Linked DNA regions of Homo sapiens: regions 1, 2, 3 and 4 are each linked to region 5. Evidence: read pairs that join two places in POLR2A ChIA-PET (ENCODE). Cell type or tissue: HCT116. All regions are shown on one strand. Links, peaks and the distances in the headings refer to the core of each region. The heading gives the core; the rest is flanking DNA.

Region 1 (4,475 bases), core at 142-4,141, 95 kb after region 5:
AGCCACCCGGGAGGGATTGTGAAAACACAGATTGCTGTAGTCCATCCCCAGGGTTTCTGGTTCAGTTGGTCTGGGTCGAGGCATAAGAATATGCCCTTCTAATAAGTTCGCAGGTGATCCCGATGCTGCTGGGAGAGGACTGCACTTGGAGAGCCATTGCTTTCTATAGTTAAGGTAGTGATAGATTCCTTCTTCCCTTAATCTTCTCTGAACCAAAAGTCCCCACCGACTTCAGCTGCCCATCGCTTGACCCCATCACTTGACGTGATTTGCTGGCTTGTCATCATCCCTTTTACACCTGGTGCCTGCAGATGGTAGTGATTCTTTGGCTGAGGCTTGATCAGCACCATATTGCATTAGGACAGTTGCCGCTCCTGGCTCTGTGCTTCACTCTGAGCTTTCTATCTGGTCATTCCCAGGTTATCTGGTAGGCTGGGCTTTCTCTGGGACTCACATGAAGCTGATGTGTTAGGGAGGGCAGCAGTAGGTAGAACTCACCTAAACCTCAGGGGGACCGAGCAGCTAAACACTGTTGTTTGAAGAAGAATTTTTTCCCCTCGTGTATATCTGCTGTAAAGTGCTTGAGTGGTGTAGGGGTTCGGGTTCGTCTTGGCAGACTGAATTGGGGGTGCTAGCCAGCATGTGATCATAGGTGGGGTTTGGGAGTCTGACCCCATATGGTAGCAGTGTCAGTCTGTCGGCAGGTAAAAGCACACCTGGGAGGAAAACAGGTCAGCGCTTAGCTGAAGCAAGTCTTTTGTCCCTGTCCTTCAGCAGAAAGACCTCTGAAGGGTCTTTTCTGTCTTTCTTTTCTGAAGGATATTTCTAAAGTAGTATCTAGAAGATGCAGGGACAGTAACTCCTTCCGAGATTTCTCTTTATTCTCCTGCTCCATGCCTAAGATTGCTTTATCTTTCTTTGATTTGTCTCCCAGCGGTGTAGCTCAGTGGTTACCATATCGCCTAGCTGTGTCCTCTGGTGAAGTGGATGCACCCAGATGAGTTTACAAGTGGGCATATCCGTGGACCGCTTAGACCTGTCTCTCAGGTGTGGGGTTTTGCCTGCCTCTGTTGGCCCTCCTCACCCATCCAGGCTGGCGGCTCAGGGCACATGTGCCCTCAGGGCTCTGCCCTGCCCCTGCCTGCTGCAGCCGTGGCCATGCTGTCCCATTTTCCATCCTGCCTTCTCTGATTGTGTCCTCTTGTTGCCTTTTTTTCTGTTTTTGTCTTGTTTCCCCTGCCTTCTACCAACCTTGTCCCCCATCAAAACATGCTTCTTCAGCCCTCAGTGAGTTCTTGGCCTCTTGCCAAACATCCCCATTGTGGGCAGTTGGTACCCTCTGACCATTTTACAGATCTGCCAGTGAGCGAACACGAGAATTAGTGAGGCTTTGGGTTTTTAATTTGGAAGTCATGGTAGAGACAGCGAAAAGATGGCCATTGCCTTCAGTTTTTTTGATTAATAGTAGAGCTTGAAGTTGGTGGTGGTGTCCAGGAGCTGGAAGCTGTGGATTTTACACAAGAGAGAAGTATGTGACCAAGGCAGGTCACACTCAGGGTCAGAAACCGTGACTCCCAGCAGAGGGTCTCTGAGGACTTAGCTCTCACAGAATATCAGGAACAGAAGGGAACCTAAGTCTGCCTTGTGTGTTGCCTCCGATGCCTGGATTGGAGGGCAGGAGATGAGCCAGCAGGGCTATTTTTATTCAGATAAAAGTACATATCCGTATACATCCATAGTATGTCTCCCCTCTCCTCTGAGCTCCATTTAACCTGTTTTGTTTGTTTAGTCTTTAAGGCAAGAGTTCATGTGAAGAAAGTGTCGTGTGGCTAAAGTAGAAATGGGAGTGGGGTGGGGGTGGAGGGATGCACTGGTATTGCCCAAATCCTCATCTTACAAATGGGAAAATAGAGGGACAGAGAGGAGAAAACTCTTTTCAATACCCCAAGGCAGGATAAACAGGAAAGAAAGAAAGAAAGAAAAAAAAAACTAATTTAGAGAAGGAGAGCTGGAGACAAAGTTCCTAAGAAAAGAAAAAAGTCTGTAGTGATAGCGTCACAAGATGTATTACCTCAGGAGTCTATTTGAGAGATTGTGTCATGTCAGAAAAGTTCTAGGGACTGGAGCCTCTTTCCTTGGTAAGAGGATGAGAATGAAACACCAGCCCCTCAGTCTGACTCCTGGAAAAAAGAACCTCAGGCCGATGAGCAATAACTCCAACAATGTCATTTCCCTGGCCATGCTGAGCCCCACAGGAAATCTCAGAGTTTGTCATCACGGCAAGGGCCCACAAGAATGTCGCTGCACCCAGAGCTTTGTGGTTTGATGCCACTAGAGACTTCCCTTGTGAAAGCATTCTGAGGGAAATTGCTCGGCAAGACAGAAAGATGCTACAGTGAGATCAGCAGATGCCCTCCCAGGACTGCTGGTAGTAAGTGTGGATTTCAAATGTCACTCCTAGCAGCCCTGAGGCTGACATCGGATAGAGCAGTTCCTCAAGGATTTCAGAGTCCAGGACATGGGAAATTGGGGTGGTTTGTTTTTTAGTTTTGCAAGTTGACCTGATAAAGCATTAAGGCCTGTTAGGGCGTGTTCTGTTTGTGGAAGCAAGGCCAGATCCAAAGCCCCCACTGGGATCTGTAACGTTTGAGTTTTATTATTTATTTATTTTATTATAAATCAGTAATTCATAATTGTATAGATTTATGGGGTAAAAGTATTATGATTTATAAATATAATGTGGGCTGGGTGCAGTAGTTCACATCTGTAATCCCAGCACTTTGGGAGGCTGAGGCAGGTGGATCATTTGAGGCCAGGAGTTCGAGACCAGCCTGGCCAACATGGTGAAACCCCGTCTCTACTAAAGATAGAAAAATTAGCTGGGTGTGGTGGTACTCACCTGTAATCCTCAGCTACTCGGGAGGCTGAGATGGGAGAATTGCTTAAACCTGGGAGGCAGAGTTTGCAGTGAGCCTAGATCATGCCATTGCACTCTACCTTAGGCAACAGAGCAAGACCCTGTTTCAAAAAAAAATAAAAAGAATATAATGTAGAATAATTAAATCAAGCTAGTTAACATATTCATTACCTCAAATACTTGACATTGTTTGTAGTGATAGGTTGGAGTTTTAAATCTGTGTATATCCAGGGGCAGGGGGTGAGAGGGCAATGCCGAAAGCTGAAAACCACCTTGAAGGAAAATGGTCATTTTCTGCCTTTGCTTCTTCTGTTGGGCGTTCCTTGATTATTCAAGTTGGGAGGGAAAACTAAAAAGTGTGTGTACATCAGTAAGGCGTCATTTCCCACACTAAAGCACTTTATTCAACAAACATTAAATTCCTATTATGTGCCAGCCATTCTTCTAGACGGTAGGACCGTATCAGGTGACAGAACAAAGTCCTGCCCTTGTGGACCTTTCCGTCTCATAAGGGAAGCCAGACAGTTTCTCCTTCCTGTGGTGGAAAGAGCTCTGGAGAAGAGTCAAGGTGAGGAGAATAGGGAGTATTGGGCAGCATGTACTCAAGAAGGCCTCGCAGATAAGGTAACATTTGAGAAAGCCCTGAAGGAAGTGAGGGGATGAGTAATGTGAATATCTGGGGAAGAGAACTTCTACATGGAGAGCACAGCGAAGGGCAAAGGCCAGGCAGGAACATACCTGGTGGATTGGAGGAGCAGCATGGGAGGCCTGTGTGACTGGAGCTGAAGGAGTGACGGGGAAGAGTTGTTGGAGGTGAGGTCGGAGATTTAGCTGAAACCAAGACCATGCATGCATGGCTTCTTGGAAGTTGAAAAGTACTGTGGTGTGAATAGTTGTTTCTCCCTAAAGTCTTTGTTGAAATCCTAACTCCTGAGATGATGGTGTTAGGAGGTGTGGCCATTTGGGAGATGAGTAGGTCATGAGGGCAGAGCCCTTTAAATGGGGTTAGTGCCCTTACCCAAGAGCACAGCACCGCACTGGAAATGAAGGATGCCCCTGCTGTGGTGTGCATAGGGTTTCTTTGCCCCCTGGCAGGTCTCATGTTGAAATTTGGTACCCCCAGACCCCCCCAACCCCCGCAAAAAAATTTGATCCCCAGTGTTGAAGGTGGGGCCTGGTGGGAGATGTTTGGATTATGGGGGCGGGTTTCTTGTGTATGGCTTGGTACCATTCTCATGGGAGTGAGTTCTCATGCTTTGTTTCTTCACTGACTGGCTGTTGAAAAGAGCCTGGCACCTCCTCTCTCATTTCCTCTCTGGCCACATGATTTCTGTACAGGTGGCTCCCCTTCGCCTTCCACCACGAATGCAAGCAGCCAGAAACCCTCTCCAGAAGCAGATGCTGCACCATGCTTGTATAGCCTGCAGACCTGTGGGCCAAACAAACCTCTTTTCTTCATAAATTACCCAGCCTCAGGTATTCCTTTAGAGCAACACAAACAGACTAAGACACCCGTGGAGACAGAGGCCTCCCAAGGTTCTTCTGCACTCACAGGACC
Region 2 (4,475 bases), core at 199-4,198, 110 kb after region 5:
CTCCCAGGACCACAGGAAGGCTACACCAGGGGAAAACTATTGAGCAGACTGGTGAAACCGTGTTCCTGCCATTGCTGCTGCTGAATGGAAGGAGGGTGGCTCAGCTCAGCTGCTTTCTCCCTCCTGCCACTCCAGACTCAGGACGCCCTCACCCTCACAGGGACAAGTACTAGAGAACTTGCAGAATGGCCCCATGCCAAGGCAACCAGAGTTGGCCAACCCTACTTGGTTTGTAAACCAGGTAGCATGTCTTCCCCCCTGGAGGGGAACTGGGGGTCATTTCTTGGGATACAGCTGACCCATCACCCAAGAATAACAGAGGAAAGGGAATTAAAATCTCCTTTTAAAGGGGGGCTTTAAACCCTTAAAGAATAATCAAGAGCCCTGGTTTTTCATTCCTGGGCAATACACAATTTCAGAATGTGCCCCCAACCTCTATACCTTGACATAAACGATGAAGGAAGGCAGGGATGAAAACCTGGCTGAGTGGGATGGGGCGGCTGGAGCCTGTGTGGTGTCTTCCTGAGCCTAGCATGCTCACTTTTCCTCCAAATGGAGCTGGAAACCTGAGCCCTGTCATGGCCAAGTGCTCTATCGAGAGATCTGAGTGCTAAACAAATCCATAGGTCAAGAAGGACCCCAACTACCCACTACTTGTTAGCTGATTTGCGGCATTAGCTTCTCTTCCCATAAGGACATATTTTAAATGGCTGCTAGTCAATCTGTGGCCACTGAAAATCTCAAAACAACCACTGTCATCAAACTCATAAGCAGTAAGCATTTCACTTTTCCAAAGTTCATGAATGCATGAATGTTATCAATTAAGCCAGTCCTTTAGGGGTTTTCTTTCAGTTTTCTTGTGTTTTGTATCTGTTTTTAGACCTCTCTCGGCAGCGCCTCTCTCTGGAGCCTGGTGTCATTGCTATTACAGGGCACGCTGAGTGGGTTAGTAGGGAGATTTTCCAGGTCCTCCCGTTGTATCAGCTGCCCTCTACTGCACGGACATGTTCCTTTTCCTTCTCCTATGGCACAGGTTTAATCCTAGTCCACTTGCATTTGGCTCCACTCAGCAGCACAGGTCTGGGTCTAGATGCCCTTCACCAGGAAAGCCTGCTCAGAGGGAGAGGATGAATGGCTCATTTATTCTGAGGCCTCCTAAGGTCAAGTACCTGATTTCGTCTTCACAGCAACCCTGAGGTAGATACTACCATCATTCCCACTTCACAGGCAAGGAATTCGAGGCTTAGAGAGCTCAAGTCTCTCGTTCAAGCACATGTGACGAGGCAGAGGCAAGGGCAGAATCCGAACCCAGGCCTTTATGGCTCTAAAGCCTCTGGCAAGCCAGGCTTGCTCATACCCAACTGGGATAGAAAAGGGATCAGAAAGAGAACAGAGGTGACTGGGGCTACAGCAAAGTCATCTCTCACATCCAGCCAGAGCCTACCCTACCCACTGAAGCCTGGCCACCCCAGGCCCTGGGGTCACTGCAGCAGGAAAGCCCCAGGCAGAGTGTCCCTTCCATCTGCCTGGATGGCCTGCCCACCCCGGGATCCTGCATGGGCAGCTCTGGACAGGGAAACCAGAATACAATGGCATGCAGATCCCCTTGAATAACCCCTTCCCTGTGCTCTCCCTGTCACAGGATTGGCTCGCCTGCCCCTGGGACAGAAAGCCCCTCCCCTGCCAGCTCTGGAAATAGCCTGCTTGATTCATGTGCAGGCCATCCCTGGGCTTCAGGCCAGAGACTCAGCTGGAGGCTGGCTGCAGTGGGAGGGGCCTCACAGGCTCTCTTAAGTTACCATTTATTGAGGTATTCACAAGTGCCAGGCCCTGTGCTGAGGGCTTTCTGGACATGGGGCCACTCAGTCTTCATGACCGCCGTGTGGGGCATGGGCATCAGGACATCAGTCAGTCTCCTCACTGCTTCCCCTTCTCCCCAGCCTCCAGAGACAGGGCTGAGGCGGTGGCCATGCCTTTCTCACCTGTCAGAGCCCCTGAACCTCAGGCAGCTTAACTGGGGAAACAAAAACGTCCTAGTCTTGCTTGCTCCACCTTTTTCCTCCAGTTTAATCAGGTTCGTTCTTGCCAGGGCTTTCACATAACATACTTGGAAACGTGGGGAACTAGGGACTTTGAACTCATTACTCCCAGGCAGTGCTGACAGAGGTTAGAAACAGCAGCTACAAAATGGAGGACTTCAAACCAGAGGGCTGTGACAGCCATGACAGGGGCGTTGAGTGCCCACACATAACTTAGAAACCCGAGTCACTTATTTCCTGGAGCACCAAGTTTCCCAAAAGCCTTAGGACCTTTTCACCTTTAGCTGAGGACAGAATCTCTGCTCCTGGGCTGTTGGGAGGATGGGCAATGGGGAGTAGCGTGGGTCTGGAGGTGGGAGTGACCTGCGTTTTCCTTGCTTCAGTCGCCCAAAGCAGGGATGACTAGCGCAGGAGAAACCCCCAAGGCAGCCCTCACAGTTCTTCAGAGCACCTGCGGTGGGGCCCAGAAATTTTACAACTGCATCTTCTAGGTGCAGGGTTCAGGGTACTGCATCTCCAGAGGGTGCACTGAGCTGCACAGCCTAGTCTCTGCCCCAGGATCCCCACCCACCCCAGGGCCTCACCATTCCTGGCATTCTGCTCTGCTACCATCCCCGTCACTCCCCACTTCCCAATGGGGGACTCTGCCTGAGAACTCGTGCACTATCCTGGCTGGCACCCCATGCTACCTGGGTCCTGGGCCACTCAGTACTTGAAGCCCGGGGCCCTCTGTGCACTGAGGCTTAGCTGGCAGTGCGAGTCACCCAGCAGGAGCTGTGGCAGAGGTGGCCCCAACCCAGGTGTTCCACAACCAGAGATGGGCCATCCTGGCAACTGCCTCCTCTACAGCCAAGCAGAAGACAAAAAGCAGGCAGAACTATGGTTACATAAGATGTTAAACTGTTTACAGAAACTACCATCTCGGCAACTCTTCTCTCAATTTCTGTAATTGGAATGCTATTTAAAAATATAAACCTTTTTAAAAAGACGGAAAAAAGGGAGAGGGGTTAAAAGAGCAGTGGGGGGGTGCTGGGATGGTAACAGGCACCACCTTTCTGGGCACGTTGGTAGCAGTCAGTGCCCAACCTGGGAAGAGGTTCTGGTGCCTGCTGTGGCTGCTCAGATTGAGCTGCTTCTTGGAGATCAAGTGCCCCCCTGTGGCCAGTCTAGGGACCGGAGCTGGGTTCCAGCTCCTGACGCGGGCAGGGTCTTAAGGACTGGTTTCCTTCCATAAGCATCAGCGCCAAAAGGCTCATCCCTCATTCGCTATCTAGTGTCTCAGACCACCCTATTCAACCGGCCCCAGAGAAGAAGGGACTATTCCTAGGGGACTACAGGTGGAGTGGGGGTCAGGTCCAGGGGACCCTGCACTGGCTTGCCTCTCTTGCCCGCAGTCAGCCCTTTGAATCAACCCTCAGTATTCTCAGCCCCAGTCTGATGTGGGGCCTGCAGAGGGGCAGGCACCCAGAGCTTTGCCACATGGATGCAAACACAAGTGTGGGGTGGGGAACGTGCAGGGAGAGGTGCGTGAGCACACAGATGTGGCCCAGGAGCCCAGGCTAGGTCAGAAAGGCCCAGGAAGCCCTGGGTCTCAGGTGCGCAGCAGCTTTGGGAAGAGCTGAGCAGTTTCTGGCAGGGGCACCTCCCACCTTCTTGCCTTCAAGCTGGAAGCAGAAAAGATAGATGGACGATGCCAGGCCTGTCCAACAAGCCCTGGGGTCTTCTCCAGGGCCACCAGTGCCCACTGCCACTTTGGCCACCAGACACACCAACCAGTAGTCCCCTTGGTCCCAGGATCTAGGACTACTGTATTGTACATTCCCAGAGATGACATTCACATGGGCTACTCAGAAACCTGGTTCTGGGTAGGCAATGGGCAAGTGGGGCTCCAGTTTCCATAGAGGTCAGGGCAGGGATGACCTGCAGGAAGTGTGAGTATAGGCCTTCTCAGGTGAAGGCTCCAATTCTCAGCCCCATTCTGGCATCTGAAACCTTCATCTGCATGGCTGGGACTTTGTAAATGATGAATCGAGTGCCTTGATGTGGTAATTGAGCCTTATTAGGTCCTTCTTGTTTTTGCAAGTGTCTGTACCAGTCCCAACCCAAGAGAGCTAGGCGGGAAAGGCAAACAGAAAGACCAGAGCCTCCCAGAGGGTTCTGATGCCTGCAGCCTTCTTGCTCCAGGAGTGAGGAAGCAGCACCGTGGCCCCTTATCACCCAGACCAGCGATGGGCACCCAGGGCTGGCCCTCAACTGCTAAGACAACTACAATCACCACACCTTCCAAAAAGTGCCACCAGGGGAGATGATGGCTTTGCCAGGGGCAGGAGGACCTGTAGTCTGCTCAACTGCCCTTGCCCCGCATTGGGCATCTAGACCGACAGAAGGAGGCCAACCAGCCTTCCGGGAGGTTTCAGAGGATCCACAATAGCCCTT
Region 3 (4,475 bases), core at 137-4,136, 89 kb after region 5:
TTTCCTTCATGGAGTTAGGGTCAGGTCTCAACTTTTTAAAGTTGTAAGATATCCTACAGGCCACTTGATGTAGCGCTCCCCTTTCTAGCCCCCAACCATTTCTGACGTGTTGTCACTCTTCCTATTTGAACATATCCAATGATTTTTAGTGACCTCATTCTTTTTCCTGAACTACTCTCCTTTTGGTTTCTATGACACACATTTCCCTCCTTTTTAGTTTTATTTACTGGTTCCTGCTCTTCATTCCAGACTTAAAATGTTGAATTTCTTGAAGGCTAAGTCCTCTTATTGTATGTTCTTTACCTAGGAATTTCATCCATTCTCACGACTTCAAGTACCACGTCTATGCAAAATTATATCTCTAGCCCAGATTTCTTCCATGAACTCCAGAGCCAATCTAGTTTTTCACATCTCATTTGGATGTCTCACAGGTACCTTAAACCCAAAACGAAGCTCAGAATCTTCCCTTCCAAACCAGGTCCTCCTCCTGCATTTCTTCTCTCAGTGAAAGGCAGCACCCTCAAGCCAGTATGCAAGCCCCAACTGGGCATCCTGGGAGTCATTCCTGACATCTTCCTCCTCAGCTTCTGATGTCTAATGAAGGTTATGATGAAGGGAGTGGTGAAGTCCTCTTGTTGATTTTCCTCCTGAATATTTCAGAAATCTATCTGCTCTTCTTCATCTCCATTGTCACCACTAAGATACTGTCATCTCTTTCCAAGACGATTGCAGTGGCCTCCTAATAGGTTTCCAACATTCACGCGTGTATTCTCTAATCCAGTGCTTCCCAGGCTTTTTTTTTTTTTTTTTTTTAACAGTACAGCTCTCAGAAAATTGTATTTGCACAATTCACTGGGGTAACCGGACAAAGGTGCTCAAAGCTGGAGGCAACTGCTCAGGGGGGTTTTGGCTGCCCTGGACCACCCAGCCACTCCAGGGACTGAGGGATCAATATCCTGGGCACATCTGTTACCCATTCATGACTCATAGGACGTTTTTGGGAAGCTCTGTTCTCATTCATTCTGTATGCTTCAGCTGAGTGAGATTGTTTTTAATGGAAATTTGACTTTTGCTCTCCTGCTTAAAACCCAGTGGCATTCCATTGCCTTCAAGATAAATTCCAGAACTTTAATATGGCTTAAGACCCCACACGATCTGACTCAGCCTCACCAGCCTCATCTCTGTATTCTCACCCTTTCTGTCTCTGTGCTTCAGTCTCCCTGGTTGACATTCAGTTCTCCCAACTTGCCGGACTCCATTTATCTGGAATTACTCTCTCCCCACTCTCACCTCTCCTCTTGTTAATTCCTGCTCATCCTTCAGAGCTGAGTTCTCAAGTCCCTCTGTGAGTTCCTTGATTCCATCAGATGTTTCCTCCATCGAAGACCATGGTTTCCCTCAGATCCCTTATTACAATGGTAGCTAAATGTCTGTGTGGCCTGCAACAGTATAATCTCCAGGGATAAGTGTGTGCTTTGTTCGCTTCTCTACTGTTGGTGCTCTTTGGAGTGCTGAGTGCCCAATACCTGTTGGTTAGATGAATTATGTGCCAGTTCTTGGTGCTAGGGTTATAGCATTAATCAAATCAGACATGATCCCTACTCTTTGGAGCTTACACTGAGATACAGACAATAAAGAAATAAACAAGAAACCATCATGTAGTAAGGGTGATGTTTTAGAGAGTTACTGGAGACCTTCTTTAGTTGAATAATTGGGGAAGGGCTTTCTGAAAAAGTGAAATTTCAGCTAAGATGTGAATGAAAAGAAGCAGACAGCCACCTAAAAGTATCTCAAGGAAGAACATTCCAGGTGGAGGTCACAGAGAAATATTACACAGAGAGATATTCCTGTCTTAAGACAGAAATAAGTCTGCTGGAGCTGTTTAAGCAAGTGAAAGGGGGACAGAGTAGTAATGAAGTGGAGGGGTTGGCAGGAGTGAGGCCATGTGGAGCCTGAGCACCTTGGTTAAAGAGTCTGGCTTGTTTTCTAAGTGTGAGGTGAAACCATTAGAGGCTTTTTTTTTTTTTTTTGAGATGGAGTTTTGCTCTTGTTGCCCAGGCTGGAGTGCAGTGGCGTGATCTCGGCTCACTGCAACCTCCACCTCCCGGGCTCAAGCGATTCTCCTGCCTCAGCCTCCTGAGTAGCTGGGATTACAGGCGTGTGCCACCATGCCCAGCTAATTTTTTTTATTTTTAGTAGAGACAGGGTTTTTATCATGTTGTCCAGGCTGGTCTCAAAACTCCTGACCTCAGGTGATCCACCTGCCTCAACCTCCCGAAGTGCAGGGATTACAGGTGTGAGCCACCACGCCTGGCCCATTAGAGGTTTTTTGAGCAGAGGCTAACTTGATTCAGTGTGAGAGTGTCCACGACACACCTCCAGGCAAGAGATGATGGAGGCTTGGACTAGGACGAGGGCAGTGGTGCTAGATAGAAAGAAGAGTAGAGTTTGGGAATATATTTGGAAGTAAGCTAATAAGATTTGCCGATGGATTGGATGGAAGGTGTGGGGATTGAGGAAAAGAAAAAAATCAGGGATGTGCCATGTAGGGTCATTCTTGAAAAACATAGCTTTTTTTTTTTTTTTTTTTTTTTTGTCATTTTTTGTTTTTTACATTGAGCAGTTGGATGAGTGCCATTCACTGAGATGGGGAAGTCAGGGAGGGGTAGGGGTGGGGGTGACCATAAATCAGTTGTGTTTGTTTTAAACATATTAAAGTCTGGGTTTGACATCAAAGAGGATATGTTTTATAAATAATTGGATATGTTAAATCTGGAATTAAGGGGATATAGGGTTGGAGATACAAATTAGGAGTCATATAATGTTTAAAGCTATGAGATGAGAGTATTGGTTTTGTTGTTGTTGTTGTTGTTTGAGATGGAGGCTTGCTCTGTCACCCACGCTGGAGTACAGTGGCTTGATCTCAGCTCACTGCAACATCTGCCTCCTGGGTTCAAGCGATTCTCATGCCTCAGCTTCCCAAAGTGCTGAGATTACAGGTGTGAGCCACCACACCTGGCCGAGATGAGAGTTTCTAAGAGGGAGTGCAGATGGGGAGAAGAGGAGGAGTTCCAGGACAGCTTCTTGGGAAATGCAGCATTCGGAAGCTGAGCAGAGGAGGGGTAGTCAGCAAAGGAGAACTTAGAAAGAGTAGCCAGTTATGTCGGAGGAGAATAGAAGTGTGGTGTCATGAAAGCTAGAAGGAGAAAGTGTTCCAAGAACTGTGTTGAACACTGTTGAGAGGTTGAGTAAGATGACAGAGAAGCACCCATAGAGATCATTGGACTTGAATCACAGCCAATTCATTAGAGGAGGTAGAAGTGTGATTGGAGAGGTCTGAGGAGCAGATAGGAGGGAAGACAGGGGAGGCAGCTGCCTTAGAAAACCGATTCAAGAAGTTTTGCAGAAAAAAGGCAGTACTTTCAGGGGACTGAGAGGTAAAGAAAGGGTTTTTTAATGGTTTGCCTCACCAAGAAGGATCTTGCAGAGTAAGAAATAGAAGATTAAGAAGAAAGGAAGGTTAATGGTAAGAGTGAAGTTTCTGAGAAGGTATGTGGGGATGAAATCATTGTCTAAGTGGAAGGGTTGTGTGTGTGTTTTTGTTTTGTTTTGAGACAGGGCCTTGCTCTGTCACCCAGGCTTGAGTGCAGTGGCATGATCACGGCTCACTGCATGCAGTCTCAACCTCCTGGACTCAAGTGATCCTCCTGCCTTAGCCTTCTGAGTAGCTGGGGCTACAGACATGCACCACCATGCCCAGCTGATTTTTTTATTTTTGTAGAGATGGGGGTCTCGCTGTAGAGATAGGGTCTCACTAATAGGTGGGTGATATTCTCGGCCAGGGTTCTGTAAATTACAGCCCAAGGGCCAGCTGGTCTCAAACTCCTTCCCTCAAGTGATCCTCCCACCTCAGCCTTCCAAAGTGCAGGGTTGTATTTTGATTCCTTTAAAAACACAGTACAGGGATGCTATCAATTTTAACAGTAGAGAAAGAAGAGACTATACATACAGGTGTAGGTCGATTAGTAGATTTGGTAGAGGGAAGATAGAGTTCTTATGAGATTTATTTTCTCAGCTGAGAGGAGGGAGAATAGGCGATTTGAGGAGACAAGACAAAGCATGAAATAGTTATTTTGGAGAGCAGACAATGAACATATAAAGGAGGTTTAATAGAATTTCCATAGTGCCCATTTGGGATTCATGGCTCTGAATTTAAAGTGAGACCATTCAGCACAGTTTAGCATTTTCCTCCAGCAACATTCAGCCACTCAGGTGAGGCATGGAGTGGGTAGATGGTTGAGTTTAATCTGGGTTGGCATTTTCCCAGGTAAGTGCAACAGAGGGAGAGAGGGACATAGGTGAAAGGGTAAATATAAGGAGAATAAATATAAATGATGGACTATATAAGCAAAGCTGGGTAGGAAGGGAAAAGCCCATGGAAGCATAATGGAAAATGAACAAGTTGTTGCGTGACG
Region 4 (4,475 bases), core at 314-4,313, 180 kb after region 5:
AGTATTCAGGCTGGGTCAGAAGGCAATGGTGTAGCCCCAAAGGGTGAAGAAGGGCTGACCAGGGACTAGAAGCAACCCCTCCTGAAAATGAGAAAGCCTGTCCACTTGCTGGTACATGGCATGCACAGGCACTCAGTAACTCTACTGAATGAAAGTCTGCACCAATTGAACAATATAATTGTGGAGCTCCCAGGCTCAATCGCAAATACTATCAGAATTCTCCCTCAGTCAAGTATAGAGAGGTTTAAAGCACTGGAGAAGTTCACTGAGACTTGGCCTCTGGTTCATTTCAATTTCTCCCCCGAGTAGCTGGGACTACAGGTGCACACCACCGCAGCCAGCTAATTTGTGTGTGTGTGTGTGTGTGTGTGTGTGTGTGTGTGTGTGTGTGTGTGTGTGTGTTTTGTTTTGTTTTTTTTGTAGAGACAGGTTTCACCATGTTGCCCAGGCTGGTCTTGAACTCTGGGCTCAAGTGATCTACCCACCTCAGCCTCTCAAAGTGCTGGGATTACAAGCATAAGCCACTGCACCCGGCCCTTCTGGCTCTTTTTCTGATCTATGTTTTCAAATTCCAATTTGCTTGTCAGGAATTTCTCCACTGCAAGTGCTGAAGCACTATTCAAATCAGCTTAAAGAGGGAGAGATAATGTATTGGCTCATGAAGCCAAAAATCCAGGGATGAGTCTGATTTTCAGGTATAGCTGGATCCAGGCACTCAAACACTGTCACCAGGATTCTCCCCTTTCTCTTTCTCAGCTCTTTTCTTTGCATGTCTTCATTCTCAGATAATCCTTCTGATGGTATCAGAATTTCATTCTCACAGTGAAAAGTCTCAGCAGACAAAAGGCTTTCTCTTTCCTAATAATACTAAGAAAAGCTCTAGAATGGAGCTTAGTTTTTATTTTTTAAGTTTTTATTTATTTATTTATTTATTTATTTGTTTATTTATTTGAGGCAGAGTCTCGTTCTGTAACCGAGGCTGGAGTGCAGTGGCATGATATTGGCTCACTGCAACCTCTGCCTCCTGGGTTCAAGCAATTCTCCTGCCTCAGCCTCCCGAGTAGCTGGGATTACAGGTATACCCCACCACGCCCAGCTAATTTTTTTGTATTTTTATTAAAGACAGGGTTTCACCATGTTAGCCAGGCTAGACTTGAACTCCCGACCTCAAGTGATCCACCTGTCTCGGCCTCCCAAAGTGGTGGGATTACAGGCATGAGTTACCGCGCCCTGTCAGGAGCTTAGTTGGGTAACTTGCTTTTCTCCTGAATGTGTGGCCGTAGCCAGGGCATGTAACACATTGGCTGGTTCCATGTTCTCTTCTGGAGCTGGGGGTGAACACAGCCTCCCCCAAATCCCACAGTTGAAAGTGTGGAAGAATGGCTTCCCAAGGAAAATTCAAGTTTAGTTACCAGAAGTAGGAGGAATGGATGCTGAGCAAACAAAAAACACAACTGACCCCTACAGGCCACCAATACTGAAACCACAAGCTTCCTGAAAGCTCCTCCTATTGAAAGGTTCTGTAATGTAATACAGCTATGAACCTGTGAATTCATAGGCTTGAATTCACTTGGAAATCAACTTACCTTCTCTTGTATTTCCAGAAAAGTTGTATCTAATGAGAAGCAAATTCTGGCACTCAGAGGTTGAGCCATGTTGATATCATTGCATAGAACCTGCCATTGGTTTTACCTAAATGCACTCTCCTTTCTGGAAGTACTACTTCTGAGGAAAGGGCATCAGGGAGCACTTAATGCTTTAAATGTGTTTGTACAGCAACTTGCGTTCTCAAGAGGTATCACATAAATGCATGTGTTTTTAATTTTGACTTGATTCCTGAAGTAGCCTGGCCTTCTGATAGTGATCTTAGAAAATCAACCTAGAAGAAGAATACATTTTTCTCCCAGGCTGTGAGTCAAATGACTATGGCAATGAAGTTCCGTCAACTATGAAGCATCCTTCTGCTTTTTAATCTTTTCAGTAATTAAGAAAATAAATTCAACACATATAAATTAGAAATAATCAGCTTATAAGTCTATTTGCATTTATATTTTTAAAATGGACCGATGACTTAGCACATGACATAAGAAAATAAGTCAGGGAAATATTAAATCCACATATTCATTCAACACATTTACTGAGGGCCTATGGCCTACCATGTGCCAGGGACTGCTCTAGGCCCTGGGGATGTAGAAATAAGCAAAACAGATTTTTTAAAGTCCTTGTGCATATGAAGCTTACATTCTAGTAGGTGTGTCCATTTATATACAGTCTTCAAGTCTCTGTGCCATTGACAAGAACTAGTACTATATACCAGGAAGCATGCATGGCGAATCCTCAGATTCCTCTATGCTAGGCTTTCTGCCAGTGCTCTGCATACATCATCTCATTATTCTCTTCTTCCTAAGAGATGTAGACACCTGTTCAAGGAGCCACAGGAAATGAGTGGTAGGGTCAAGACCAGAACACCTATATCTATATCTGCCTTTTAGCTCATATTTTCTCTTGGGGTGTGGTTGCGGGGGATGGTGGGAAGTGGTAGGGACTGAGGCATATCAGATAACATGCTCTGTGCAAAGGGAGCACTACTCATTCAGATCCAGCCACTTGACATTCAGGAATATAACTCAATGTGGCCAAGTTTTCTGATTTTTCAAGAGAAGCCAGCAAACAGGATTTTGACATGAAAACCAATTTCAAAATACCATGAAAGCCAAACCAAATTTGTCTGGGTACAACTAAGGCTACAGATCTGCCCCTCTGTTAGAGGTCATGCTGTGACCAGGAGGGTGCCTGGGGAGGTAGGATTCCAGATAGCAACCTTGAAACTAGTTGGCCAGCCGGGCACAGTGGCTCATGCCTGTAATCCCAGCACTTTGGGAGTCCAAGGCAGTTGATCATTTGAGGTCAGGAGTTCAAGACCAGCCTGGCCAACATGGTGAAACACCATCTCTACTGAAAATACAAAAAATTAGGTGGACGTGGTGGTACACAACTGTAATGCCAGCTACTCGGGAGGCTGAGGCAGGAGAATCACTTGAACCTGGGAGGTGGAGGCTGCAGTGAGCCAAGATCATGCCACTGCACTCCAGCCTGGGCAACTCTATCTCAAAAAACAAACAAACAAAAAACAACGAAAAACCCCAGAAACTAAATGTGTGTAGAAAACTGCAAATACATCTGTGGTACTTACACAAAGTGTTTCTCAGGTTGATTTTCAAAGACTAAGGTAGAAAAATGGGGCCCTTATTTACCAAAAAAGCAAAGTCCTTTAATGAAAGCTACCAGGGAGGCAGCAGCTGGGGCGCTCCAACACCTAGCCATGGAGGAGGTTGGCATGGAACCATCTGATGCTGGGCTGACAGGCCACGCTTCTCTGAAAAGGAAAATTTAACTTCAGGGTGGGCTTCATGTTACATCTGAGGCCCTAATAATGATCATTATGCTGTCAGCACACAAGACATGGTTCAAAAAAATTCTCCTCCTTAAAGTCACATTCTATGTGCTTTCTGGTCCTTCCTAACCTCCTCCACCCTGTGGCCTCCCACACTCAACACAACTTTCCTTTTCCCCACCCACTTGCCAAGGAACTGCGGCCATCAGACAACATATGGAGGTCTCATCACCGGGATGGTCCGTAACTGGAAAGGAGTTGGTCATCTGGTGTTAGCAGCTCCTCTTTGTGTCGTAGCCTTTGGAAGGAAAGAGGGAGGAACACAGAATAGCGTCCATGTTTAAAAAACATTTGCACCATCAACAGACTGAAACTCTACAAGACAGTGGTCTTACTTTAAAAGTGTAAAGGAATTCCCATCCTCTTGATCTTAGCAAGATCAGAAAACCTCTGTTTACTACAAGAATTGTTTCAGAAAGGGAAGTGAAATCTGGCACATGAAAAATCCCATTTCTATCCACTCTCAAGATAGTAACTTTGTAGCCATATGCCATGTGTATTTCATCATAGCAAAACAGTACTGTAGTGCACTGGGGACAGATTTGCTGCCACTGCTGCTGCTGCTGCTGCTGCTGCCATCACCACCTCCACCACCTCCTTCTGTTGCTTGGATAAAGCTGAGGCATGTGGCACTGTTGTGAGATTCTTAGAAGATACAGGCAAGTAGTCCTGGCTAGGACCCTACAATTGAGTTTGCACCATGAGGCTCTAAATCTCAGCCTCTCTAGGTCCTGGTACTGTATCTTTGGAAGACACACACAGGAAGGACTTAGATACCTTCTGAAAAAGATGGGACAAAGAAAGCTTATACTCCTCCTCTCCCCTCCTCTTGCTTGGAAGATCATTTAAGATTAAGAGATGAAGTGACTTTTCCCACTGAAGGGGACACAGGGCAATGCTATGATTCGGAGTGTCCAGAGGCCTGTGTTCCAGCCATGGTTCCCCTATGTCCTCACCTTGGGACCCAGCACTACTTACTCCACCTTTTTGAGTCTCAGTTTCCCCATCTAAGAAATGGGAA
Region 5 (4,475 bases), core at 146-4,145:
AACCTGGCTGACACACAAACCTAGCTGGGGTGAGGCTCCAGGTGTGATGAAAGTTTGGAGTTGCCCCATGAATGGGACTGAGGCTGATGTGGGGGTGAGAAGGCGGAAGGACAGAGCATGTGAAGGGAGAAAGGCAGGCTGGGGCAAGAGAGCAGGGTGTGACTCTGGCGAGGGTGGGGGAAAGGGGGTGATTTGACCATGTGTCAGGAAGTGTTTCTCTCCACCCTCCCCTGGGGAGAGCCTTGACCCCAAGGTGGCTTTGTTTTGGGGAAGCAGGTGGCCAGGCAGCTGCTGAGGGAGGGCAAAGTCATGGCTTGGGCGGTGACCATGCACTGAGGTCCTAGGCCCGATACTCATCACCCAAAAGGATAATCTAACAGTGGCTCTTAGCCAAATAGGTGACAGGTGAGCTTCTGTCTGAAACCAGCCCAACTATATCATAAAGCCTCAGATATGGCCTAGGGGAAGGCAAGCGATCTAGAGAAGTGAGAGAAAAGAGGCCTCTAAGGAAATAGAGTGGTCAAGTGCTTAGTGATTATTATTAACAGCAACAATAATAATGGGTCACATTTATTGAGAGCTTATAGTGTGCCTGGCACTATACTAACTACTTTTATGTGTTCCCGCATTCATTTCTCAAAAAGCTCCCTACAAAGTAGTCATTATTATTATTGTTATTATTTTTTCCATTTGAGAGACGTCAAAACTGAGGCTCAGTGAAATTAAGTTTCTTGTCCAAGGTCACACAGTAAGTAGCAAAGGCAGGATTCAAACTCAGGTCTGTAGTGATTCCAGTGCACTATGGAAACCTAGGCCTAGGTTACTGGAGCAAGTTAAGAGGGCAGGGCCAGACTGACCCCTGCAAAGGTGGGGATAGGGAGGGACAGTGGGATAGACTGTGTATAAATAGCAGGCCTGTTTTTATCCCTACACACAGGCAGAATCCGGCAAGTGCTCTATCTGGCACAATTTCAGGGCTCTGAAAGCCAACCCAGCCCTGTGTCAAACAACTCTCTCCCCAGCACGTCCCTGGAAACTGAAATACCTACTGAGACACTCATTTCTTTGGGTCAGGACAGTGACTCCAGAAGACCCCTGCAAAAGCACATGGGTTGGAAGAGAAACACCTAGTGTCTGTGAAACAGCAATCTAGGTTAGCCAGCTGGGTCCTATGGGAGGGTGGCTCATTTTTTATGTTGAGGAAAAAGGTGGCAGTCAAAGGCAAGGAAAAGAATAAGGCTTGTTTCACAACCTGTGTCTCTCCAATCTCAGAAGCCTGGGAATTACAACCCATAGTTCAAAAATCCTAATGTCCCCTGAGGGAAGATGGGAGGAAGCCACTCCAGAGACTAAGAGAGTACTAACTTCCTTTGCTTTTGCTGGATTGATACTAAGTGCCTGCAACTTCAACTCTGGTTATCTCGGGTTTATGAGAACGGCTGGCATTCACGTGTCTAATTTTTAAATGATAGATGAATTAATTATTATTTGATACTTGCCGTGTTGGTAGGCCAAAAGGTGGGCTTCTGAAACTTAGAGGGTGACAGGGATGGAGACCCCTGGTATGGGGCTTAGATGAAGCAAGAGGCCAGGCCCGGAACAGAACTCAGCTCAGCAGTCAGTCACAAGGCTGCAGAGTGACAGGCGTTTGGGGAAAGGTAGGAACCGCTCTCCGCCACCTGCCGGTCAGTAGCCCTACCCACAATCAGGCCGCGGCTGCCTCGGCCTGGTCCCAAAAATTGTGAACGCCGCCCTCTCCTCCCGCCCAGTCCTCCGCCGCGCCCGCGGGGTCGGGGGCTGCGCTGCCGGCGCCGCGAGCCGGGCGAGCTTCCCAGCACGGGAGGAGGGAGGGGGCGGCGCCGGGCGGGGCGGAGCTTCCGCGCCTCCTGGAGCCTTATTCCCGGCCGCGAGCCGGGCAGCGCTCATTCGGCCGAAGGAGCTACGCGGGCCACGCTGCTGGCTGGCCTGACCTAGGCGCGCGGGGTCGGGCGGCCGCGCGGGCGGGCTGAGTGAGCAAGACAAGACACTCAAGAAGAGCGAGCTGCGCCTGGGTCCCGGCCAGGCTTGCACGCAGAGGCGGGCGGCAGACGGTGCCCGGCGGAATCTCCTGAGCTCCGCCGCCCAGCTCTGGTGCCAGCGCCCAGTGGCCGCCGCTTCGAAAGTGACTGGTGCCTCGCCGCCTCCTCTCGGTGCGGGACCATGAAGCTGCTGCCGTCGGTGGTGCTGAAGCTCTTTCTGGCTGCAGGTAAGAGGGCTGCCGACGCCCCCGGAGATCGGGGGGATGGGGGCGTTGTGCTGGGGGCATGGGGGAAGGTCGCCGCAGCGCACCCGGCACGGGCCACTTGGTGGGGCCCTTGCGCTCTGGCGGACGGGCGTCGGCATCGGTGCGTGTTGGTCAGGGGTCTGGGCGGGTGTCTGATGCGGCCTGGCCTCTCGCCCGCAGTTCTCTCGGCACTGGTGACTGGCGAGAGCCTGGAGCGGCTTCGGAGAGGGCTAGCTGCTGGAACCAGCAACCCGGACCCTCCCACTGTATCCACGGACCAGCTGCTACCCCTAGGAGGCGGCCGGGACCGGAAAGTCCGTGACTTGCAAGAGGCAGATCTGGACCTTTTGAGAGGTGGGTGTGGAGGCCCCCCATCCTTGGACCTTGGTGGGCTGTTGAAGAATAAGCAGATCCAAGATTCTTGCTGTTTGGGCAATACTGTGGGTTGAGGGTATTCATGGAGAACCTCGGGGAAAAGCTGATCGGCCTGATGGGCACTGGGGGATCCTGGAATATAGGTCCCACTCTCTCTCTCTTGTCATTGCCTCACCTGCTGGGTTGCTGCCCTTCTGGGTACTCCGGGGCAAATTGAATCAGACGTGTTGTCTGGGGTTGTTACGTTCTTCTTAGGTAAGCTGGGTGATAGGAACAAGGAATGGTTGAGATGCTTTCCCTAGAGCTACTATGTAAAAATGGGCGCCAGTTCTAATTCCCATATCAAATGACTATTATATATAAAATAGAGGTAACACATGCGGAGATGCCCAGGCACATCTCTAGAAAGTGTGCAGTGTTGGCCTCCTCCATCCACCTGTCTCCAGATTGGGGAAACAGAGGGGAATGAGGAGCTCTTGGCCGCCCTAGATGAGGCTGTGAATGGTGAGCACTGAGCCCCTAGGGGGCTGTATTAAAATGCTGGATATCTGTGAATGCTACCGGAAACCTGCAGCTTACTGAGCACCTTGCATTCCTGAGGAGACTCCAAATGGGGAGGGCTGTGTAGGATCCTCCAACCAGCCTCTTTGGCTGTGGCCAAGTACAGGTACAGGGCAGAGTCCAGAGCCTGCCAGCTCTCCTGCCTCCAAACCTGAGGAGATTATCCAGAGTAGAGCAAGGACTCAGCACTGTACCCTGGAATGACTATATTTGGTTGGACAGATGCCCACCTGTTCTAGTTCCACCTGCTCCTCAGCTGCCCTTCTCCCTCATTCCCAGGAGCTTTCCTTGGATACTCTCTCTACTTTGTATAAATCAAGCACATACTCCAAAACTGAGCCTGGGCTCCCATACTTCATCCTCTCCCAGTGGCCCTCTGGGGTTGCCCATGACCTGAACAGCCTGGATTCTCCTGGCCCTCTCCTCCTAGGCTGGGCAGGGCTGGGCTGTGACTCACCCCACCCCCACCCCCCACCCACACGGCTGCTCCTCTTACCTCTGCAGACCTGACTCACTGCTCCCTGTCCATGGCAGGAGCCTGGCTGTCACCCTGCACCTTCTCCCTCCCCTTTCTGATTGGCTTGGCCCCCCTGCCTTGCTCTCCCCGAAGCTCTGGTCACTGGGTTCCTCTGACCACCTGTATCACCTTCTGAGCTCTGAGGGGGCCTGGGACTGGATGAGAGGAAATGAAAGACTGTGGGGGCTGCTGGCACCTACTTCTCTTCCCTTCTTTTGGCTTTGCTGGGCAAGGACTATTTTTCAGGTCTGGGGATCCTACCACCTAAAATAAATGACTGCTACCATTTATTAAATTCCTACTGTGTTCTAGGCACTTGATATGTTATCCTGGCTAATGTAACACTTATAGCAACCTTTTGAGATAGTTACTTTGGCTATCCACATTTTACTGAGAACCTGAGGTTCAGAGGAGTTAAGTGACTGCCCACAGTAAATAGCTGAAATTGGAGCACAGGTCTATGGACTTCAGAGCCCATTCATGCCTGGATCAGCATCTCAGGTGCTCTAGACTTGTGAGAGGGAGGAGATGGGAGTGTGTGAGGCAGCTTGGTGTGGTGAGGAAGGACATTGGAGTGAAGTCCAGAGAACACAGTTCTAATCCCAATCCTGCATGACCTTGAGTAAGTCACTCTGCCTGCCATGAGTTTTTTCTTTTTTTCTTTTTTTTTTTTTTAAACATAGTCTCACTCTGTCACCCAGGCTGGAGTGCAATGGCACGATCTCAGCTCACTGCAATCTCTGCCTCCCAGGTTCAAGT

What was found. Peaks named below come from ENCODE experiments on the same cell type or tissue, not always from the same donor. Only the 100,000 strongest peaks of a DNase experiment are listed, where the experiment ranks them.
Region 1: POLR2A ChIA-PET joins it to region 5 with 16 read pairs; 26 of 35 experiments call an interaction of 5 or more read pairs at or near these places.
Region 2: POLR2A ChIA-PET joins it to region 5 with 57 read pairs; 26 of 35 experiments call an interaction of 5 or more read pairs at or near these places.
Region 3: POLR2A ChIA-PET joins it to region 5 with 12 read pairs; 26 of 35 experiments call an interaction of 5 or more read pairs at or near these places.
Region 4: POLR2A ChIA-PET joins it to region 5 with 11 read pairs; 10 of 35 experiments call an interaction of 5 or more read pairs at or near these places.

Annotation. Positions count from the first base shown.
Region 1 is chr5:140,249,503-140,253,977 of GRCh38, reverse strand. All of the region lies in intron 3 of PFDN1 (prefoldin subunit 1), which reads left to right. Among named protein-coding and RNA genes, the nearest start is that of PFDN1, 51 kb to the left of the region's middle. In HCT116, for the core only: no CTCF peak of the experiment used is centred there; a DNase peak (open chromatin) is centred at 2,237; H3K27ac peaks cover 2,029 bases.
Region 2 is chr5:140,238,764-140,243,238 of GRCh38, reverse strand. All of the region lies in intron 2 of CYSTM1 (cysteine rich transmembrane module containing 1), which reads right to left. Among named protein-coding and RNA genes, the nearest start is that of PFDN1, 62 kb to the left of the region's middle. RefSeq lists enhancers at 661-1,497, 1,498-2,336, 3,175-4,013. In HCT116, for the core only: CTCF peaks have their summits at 666, 878 and 3,217 (motif pointing left); DNase peaks (open chromatin) are centred at 1,718 and 3,193; H3K4me3 peaks cover 583 bases; H3K27ac peaks cover 1,396 bases.
Region 3 is chr5:140,254,779-140,259,253 of GRCh38, reverse strand. The region is part of intron 3 of PFDN1 (prefoldin subunit 1); the gene reads left to right. Among named protein-coding and RNA genes, the nearest start is that of PFDN1, 46 kb to the left of the region's middle. In HCT116, for the core only: no CTCF peak of the experiment used is centred there; no DNase peak of the experiment used is centred there.
Region 4 is chr5:140,166,582-140,171,056 of GRCh38, reverse strand. LOC101929719 (a long non-coding RNA gene) reads right to left here. Exons shown (of 5, transcript NR_130738.1): 3 at 3,584-3,692; 4 at 3,255-3,376; 5 at 2,272-2,420. Among named protein-coding and RNA genes, the nearest start is that of CYSTM1, 6.4 kb to the left of the region's middle. RefSeq lists a silencer at 1,057-1,252. In HCT116, for the core only: a CTCF peak has its summit at 1,466 (motif pointing left); no DNase peak of the experiment used is centred there.
Region 5 is chr5:140,344,053-140,348,527 of GRCh38, reverse strand. It overlaps HBEGF (heparin binding EGF like growth factor), which reads left to right and starts at 1,925. Exons shown (of 6, transcript NM_001945.3): 1 at 1,925-2,245; 2 at 2,444-2,617. The coding sequence starts at 2,200. RefSeq lists silencers at 1,641-1,690, 1,731-2,010. In HCT116, for the core only: a CTCF peak has its summit at 1,679 (motif pointing left); DNase peaks (open chromatin) are centred at 1,757 and 3,679; H3K4me3 peaks cover 3,235 bases; H3K27ac peaks cover 2,259 bases.